2 separate regions of the Homo sapiens genome follow, and region 2 is linked to region 1. A link is a contact called in ENCODE Hi-C or POLR2A ChIA-PET data. All regions are on one chromosome and are shown on one strand. The core of a region is the stretch at or near the end of the contact, and the rest is flanking DNA. Distances in the headings are between cores, read along the strand shown.

Region 1 (3,462 bases), core at 341-2,840:
AATTTTCAACCCAGGTGCAAAGCTTTAGGCAAGAGTTATCTGGGGACACAAAATTCTACATCTAAATTGTTTCCAAGGAAACAGCACTCTGGGTTCACTTCACAGTCCAGACCTGACAATTACCCTTTACATACAGCCCTGCTTTCCTTTGAGCCCACTAAAACACTGCTTCATTTAATTTCATCTGAACTCCACTATTCCTCAAAATCCTATAAGAACTCTATCTTTTCCTTTGCTTAGTGAGCTGCCCATGGTGCCCCTGGTGTGCAGTCTCCCTTATTGATTGCTGGATCTGTCAGACTAAAAATTAGTTTGAGGCTAATTGGACTAGGACACCTCTAACCTTCGAGATTGTTAAACCGAGGGCCAGAGGGGATAAGACTGGATTGAGAGCCCCCAGCAAGTCCACACTTCAGCCTACACCAGGTCCTCTCAAAATATTTTTTTCACCTGAGGATTCAGAAAGGCTTTCAGGAGGGCACACAGGCTTCTAGCTCTGTCAGGATTCTCTGGAGGAGGAGATATTTGAACTTGATTTTGAAGGATGAATAGGCATTCTTAGGTGAAGGACTGCACGACTTCTTCCCCTTCTGCTCCAGTGACATCTCCCAGAGGGCAGGGGCATCTCCAGAATTTACACATTGGAGGTGATATGGAGCAGCAAACTGGTTGAAGGGTAGAAGCAGAGCCTTGTATTAAAGCTACATTTCCAAAGTAAGGGCACCATGACCACATATATTTTACTTCATGAGGAAATAAAAATAATAAAGTTTCCTAAAGATTTTTATTGACATATTGCATTGGACTAAGGACACATTAAAAATTATTAGTATTGGTACTACGTAGTCCCTTTTTAGCTGGGGTAGATGGAGTGGGAGATAAGGTAAATTGCTGCAGCATTCAAACCTCGCATCCAAGCCCCACAGGCACAGCAGGAGGGGAACCCAGCACTCTGAGTTCTCCCTTTTTCCCACCTCATGGCATATCCTAGGAGGGCTTGCATAACCATGATTTCTCCTCCTCCTCCTCCCCTTGTGGTATGTCCTAGGAGAAGCCTGTAACCAGCCTGACATCTCCCCGCTTCTCATCCTGTGGTATCTGCCAGGAGATAGCCGCGGCCGCCCCTGATTCTTTCCAAGAGGCCCTTCAGTTTCTCGGAGCGGTATCACACAGATCCATAGACTACAGGTCCAAAGACCCCCTCCTCCAGTTAGCCCGCCCAGAGAAACGTCCCCACCCGTGCTCCCTGCCACCAGCGGGACAGCTCCACCTGAGTTTAGAGCAGACAGCTCTAAACTCACAGCCTGCTCTGTGAGTTCAGAGGTGTCCTCATCCTCAATACGGATGGACACTCCTCCAACATGGTGTATCCCATGGGGAAGCGCGACGTGGGCGCGGCCATGTTCCCCACCTGACCACGCCGCCGAGGGGTACCGAACGTCCCAAAGCACCCACTTCCGTAACTTCTCCATGTTGACTCCTGGCTAACAGCAGCTTCAAAGGTGGTTTTGCGCACGCGCGGAACCTCCGCTTCCCTCATTCATGTGAAGTCCCAAACCCCGAAAAAGGGCGGTGCTAGGGGTAGTGACCGGAAGCGGCTGCGGTTCTCGCCGGTTCTCAGCCGGGGTTTGATAGTTGTCAGGAGGATTCGACGTTCAGTGCCCAGGGATGTGGAGGTGATGGGGGGCCGGGGAGGGTGAGTGCTGGGCGATTCTGTGTGGCCAGTGATGGAATCGTTTATCTAACTTGAGTTGGATGATTCACTCATCATTTTGCAGGCTTTTCTCTTTTCTAACATCACCGTTAAGGTCTTAAAGTTCATTCTAAGCCCCATTGGGTTTGGAGCATTATGTTTTTTAAGAGTGTTAACTTGTATTCATTTGTCTTTTACCCGGGAGTTATTCAAAAGTGGGGTTTCAGTGTGCAAAAGTTTATCTCTGTAATGGATCTCTAACCTTAGTTTTCTGTGTTAGAAAAATATCTACGTGAAGCTCATTCCTTGAAATATAAGGAGACTTATGGCCTAGTCCGTGGTGAATTTTTAGAAACGTTCTATATATAACTTGAAAATAATATTTAATTATTTAGTCGTCAATTGTGTCATAGAAAATCTATCCTTTTTTGTCTGCTTCTTCTATTACTTCGAGGAGAGAGAAATTCTCCACTGTGATGGTGATTTGTCTGTGTCTCCTTACTGCTGTCTGTGATCCTCTGTGAGTTACTTTTTGTATAAAGTATGAGACTTAGGTCGAGGTGCATTAATTTGCTTATGGATGTCCAGACTGAAGCACCATTTGTTGAAAAGACTATCTTTCCTCCATTGACTTGTCTTTCACCATTGTCAAAAATAAGTTGGCCATACTTGTGTGTGGGCTCTTTCTGGGTTTGCTATTCAGTTCATTGTCTATGTGTCTATCCCTCTGCCAGTACTACCTTGCTGTCTTGAATTGGATAGAGTGATTCCTCTCACTTTATTCTTTTTCAAAATTGTTTTAATGCCTCTGGTTCCCTTGCCTTTCCTATATGCATTTTAGAAAATCTTGTCTCTATCTACAAAGCATCTTGCTTGGATTTTGATAGGAATTGCATTAAACCTGTATACCAACTCGGGAAGAAGTTAAGTCTTAACTGTGCCAAGTCTTCCAATCCATATACATAGTATGTCTCTCTATTTATTTAGATCTTTTAAAATTTCTATAAATGGTGTATTTTAATTTTCATCACCCAAGTTCTGTACATGTCTTATTCAATTTATACCTAAGTATTTAATTGTTTTGGAGTGGTCATAAATGGTGTTATCTTTTAAATTGTTGCTTATATATAGGAATACAATTGAGTTTTGTCTGTTGGTCTTGTATCCTGCAATCTTGCTGAGCTCAATTATTAGGTTTTACACCTTTTTTGGCAGATTCCTTGGATTTTCTGCATGAGCAATCATGTCATATACAAACAGGGATAGTTTTATTTCTTTCTTTCCAATCTTTATACCTCTGCTTTTCTTCCCTTATTACACTGGCAAGAAGTTCCAGTACTATGTTGAATAAGAGAGTGGACATCTTTGCATTGTTTTCAGTCTTAGGGGGAAAATATTCAACCTTTTACCATTAAGTATGATTTTAGCTGTAGGGCTTTCTTTTTTTGGACCCTCTTTTTTGGTTGAGGAAGTTCCCCTCTATTTTTAATTTCAAAAGTAGTTTTTATCGTGAATGGGTGTTGAATTTCATCAACACTCTGAATTTTGATGATCTTGTGATTTTTTTTCTTTTTTAGCTTGTCAGTATGGAGGGTTATGCTGATTGATTTTTGAATATTGAACTAGTCTTACATTCCTGGAATAAACCCTACTTGGTTGTGATGTATAATTCTTTGGATATATTGAAGGAATTGATTAGCTAATGCTTTTTTGAGGATTTTTGCATCTAAGTTCATGGGAAATATTTGTCTATAGTTTTCTTTTTTATA
Region 2 (3,104 bases), core at 225-2,724, 300 kb before region 1:
TGAATTAGGCCCCCCAAAATTTTAATTCTTTGCATGTGCTTTGGAACATTTTGCTGATCTTATACCAAGATAATTTTTTTAAGGAAAATGAGATCAGTGAGTACTTACTGCTCTGCAAGCTATTTTTATTCACTTGGCAGTAAAATAATGGCATCTTTCCAAGTGAGTGCATTTGTTTTAATGGATGTATTAGTATCTCATTATATAAAAGTCTATATTTAGATATTACCCTCTTCTCTTTTGTTAATATCTTAACTAACTAGGTTATATGAGGAGCAAAGAATGAGCCTACACCCAGCACCTAAACCAATGGTTTCATGACATTCTCTGCTCCAACATGTGGCTAGAGACAAGTGATTCTGAGAAGAAAACTGCCAAATCACAGAACAAGTTTACACTACTCCAGGTGGATAGGAAGTTTAATATTTAAAAAAAAAAACAGGCTGGGTGCGGTGGCTCATGGGTGTATCCCAGCACTTTGGGAGACCAAGGACAGAAGATGACTTGAGCCCAGGAGTCTGGGACCAGCCTGGGCAACATAGGGAGATCCTCGTCTTTACAAAGATAATAAAAAATATTAGCCAGGCATGGTGGTGCACGCCTGTAGTCCCAGCTACTGGTGGGGGAGCTGAGGTGGTGGTGGGGCTGCAGTTGGTGGGGGGGATGATGAGGTGAGAGGATGGCTTGAGCCTGTGAGTTCAAGCCTGCAGTGAGCTATGATAGCGCCACTGCACTCCAGTCTAGGTGACAGAGCGAGATCTTGTCCCAAAATAATAATAATAATAATAATAAAAACAAATAAAAAACAAAAGTTCATTTAGATTTTGAAGATAATAAACGTATGAATATTTAAAATTACACAGTTTTGCTTTCCAGAGTGATGATAAAAGTGTACCATTTGAGTCACTAACTCTTTTTTTTCTTTTTAAGAGAGTCTCGCTCTGTCTAGCAGGATGCAGTGCAGTGGCACGATCTCAGCTCACTAAAACCTCCGCCTCCAGGGTTCAAGCAATTCTCTTACCTCTCAACCTCTCGAGTAGCTGGTATGACTGGTGTGCACCACCACCCACCTCAGCCTCACACAGTGCTGGGATTACAGGCGTGAGCCACTGTGCCCGGCCCATTTTAGTCATTAACTTTTAAAAATAAACTTCACACAGCAGTACATCTCAGATGTTTATAACAAAAAGGAGGGTGGATGTGTGTGTGGGGGGTGAGCTTTCTAATTTGACCACGTCAATATTGTATCTGCCAAGCAGTTTCCAACTTGTATCAAGTCAAATGAGTACTTAGTTGTTTTCTTTAGTTCTTAGAATATTTCCCCTACATTCTCCATGGCTCGGTTCTTTCCAGAAAATTCCCTGGATGGAATTTTCCACATAGCCCAGCAGAGGGCCCTGTATTCTGAGCCACAGTCAGGCATACACAGAAGACACTGCAGACACCAATCAGCAAATCAGGAACGAGAATTCCTCTCCTCCCACACTCCAGCCAAAGGGCTCTCAGGTTCCAGTTGCAGCCGGTCAGCTAACAACTGACGGTGTCTGCACTTCCTTTTAGTCTAGGCGGCGGTAGAAATGGTTTCTAAGAATACCCAGTGGCTCTGGAAAACATTTCCATCATGTGAATGAGCCTGCGCGTATTTTATATTACAGCTTTTATTCCCCTCAGATTCCTATTCTCATTTTAAAATGTATTTAAAAGATATAGAGACATATAAAGCCTTCAGAGGAAAATGCATTAAAAAGGAATATATCACAATGGTAAACCATGATTACTACTAAAGAGATTATGGCTTATTTCACTCCATTCTTTAATTTCCCAGATTTTACACCATTATCGTGTTTCTTTTATTTTGAATATTCTCTTTTCAGAAAGAGAAAATATAGTTTGAAAAAGCGGCTGGGTGTGGTGGCTCATGCCTTTAATCCCAGCACTTTGGGAGGCCAAGGTGGGTGGATTATTTGAGGTCAGGAGTTCGGGACCAGCCTGGCCAACATGGTGAAACCCTCTCTCTACAAAAATACGAAACTTAGCTGGGTGTGGTGTCGGGCGCCTGTAATCCCAGCTACTCGGGAGGCTGAGGAACGAAAATTGCTTGAACCCGGGAGGCGGTGGTTGCAGTGAGCCGAGATCGCGCCACTGCACTCCAGTCTGTCTCAAAACAAACAAACAAACAACAACAAAAAGGCAAGAGACAGGAAGTAAATATATGCCCATCAAAAAGATTAAAAACACTTGGAGCAATTTTTAAAAATCTGTATTAAAAGAATTTTTAGAACATAAGTGGGTGCTTATGTGTAAAATAATATACAAGAAAGTAATTTATTTAGCCTATATATATATAACTGATCATTTTAACCCTTGTAGCCAAAAAGTAGAAGCACCCACTTATGTGCAGAGGGTACAGATATCTTTTCCAGAAAGAAATGAAAAACACTGCACCATGAAGTGCCGTTATTTTTATCTTGATTTCAAGGAAGAGAAGACCCTGTCTGATGACTTTCTGTCATTAAAGTATATTTTGAATGAAAGGATCATTTACCCATTTATTCCACAAATATTTAGAGATTCAGATACTTTTCATACCATGAACTCCCCAACCCTCCGAAGAAAAAGGGACCTCATCTAGATCACAAGCCCCTCTTCTTAGGAAACTGGAACTGTTACTATCACTCCAACCCCAGCTGTCACTTGGCTAAGCCCCACTCATTCTTTAGTCCTCCAACTATTCTTCAGGGAGACCTCATCTCCTTGGACCTTAACTGGCCTCTGCCCTCTGGGCATTGCCTTCCTCAGTACCCGTGGATGGGCCCAGTCATCAAACCCATTGCAGACACGGAGGGCTTCTCTAAACTGTGAGTACAAGGAAGGGCCAGGAAACCCTTGAGCCAAACCTGCTGACATGGAAGTCCTATGTACATATATGTAGACATACAGAATAAGTATGTTTGTAGGCATTCTTTAGTTCCAAGATAGGGGATTTCTTCTCTTTTCCACCATATTTTGTTTTGCATTTTAAAATGCTTATTTTGTGCTGAGCGCGGTGGCTCACGCCTGTAATCCCAGCACTTTGGGAGGCTGAGGCGGGTGGATCACTTGAG

Evidence for each region. Hi-C counts contacts between places; a loop is a spot of excess contacts on that map. ChIA-PET counts read pairs that join two places held with the same protein, here RNA polymerase II (POLR2A). Pooled maps may share reads with other maps.
Region 2: a loop to region 1 is called in a map of sigmoid colon, with 7 times the contacts of the local background. The contact joins the enhancer-like site here to the promoter of ZNF81 in region 1. A Hi-C loop is called at or near these places in 3 of 168 maps with a recorded cell type or tissue (CD4-positive, alpha-beta memory T cell, MCF 10A and sigmoid colon), 1 of 37 single-sample maps with no recorded cell type and 18 of 50 pooled maps. POLR2A ChIA-PET finds 5 or more read pairs at or near these places in 4 of 52 experiments (AG04450, GM12878, OCI-LY7 and 1 more).

Annotation. Positions count from the first base shown.
Region 1 is chrX:47,835,312-47,838,773 of GRCh38, forward strand. It overlaps ZNF81 (zinc finger protein 81), which reads left to right and starts at 1,591. Exons shown (of 5, transcript NM_007137.5): 1 at 1,591-1,676. RefSeq lists an enhancer at 1,339-1,718.
Region 2 is chrX:47,539,862-47,542,965 of GRCh38, forward strand. No RefSeq gene overlaps it. Among named protein-coding and RNA genes, the nearest start is that of ARAF, 20 kb to the right of the region's middle. RefSeq lists an enhancer at 1,329-1,623. Within about 2 kb of position 1,475, at least 18 of the 41 ENCODE cell types and tissues checked have a DNase peak (open chromatin) inside an H3K27ac peak, as active enhancers do; they include sigmoid colon, where a contact is called at or near this core.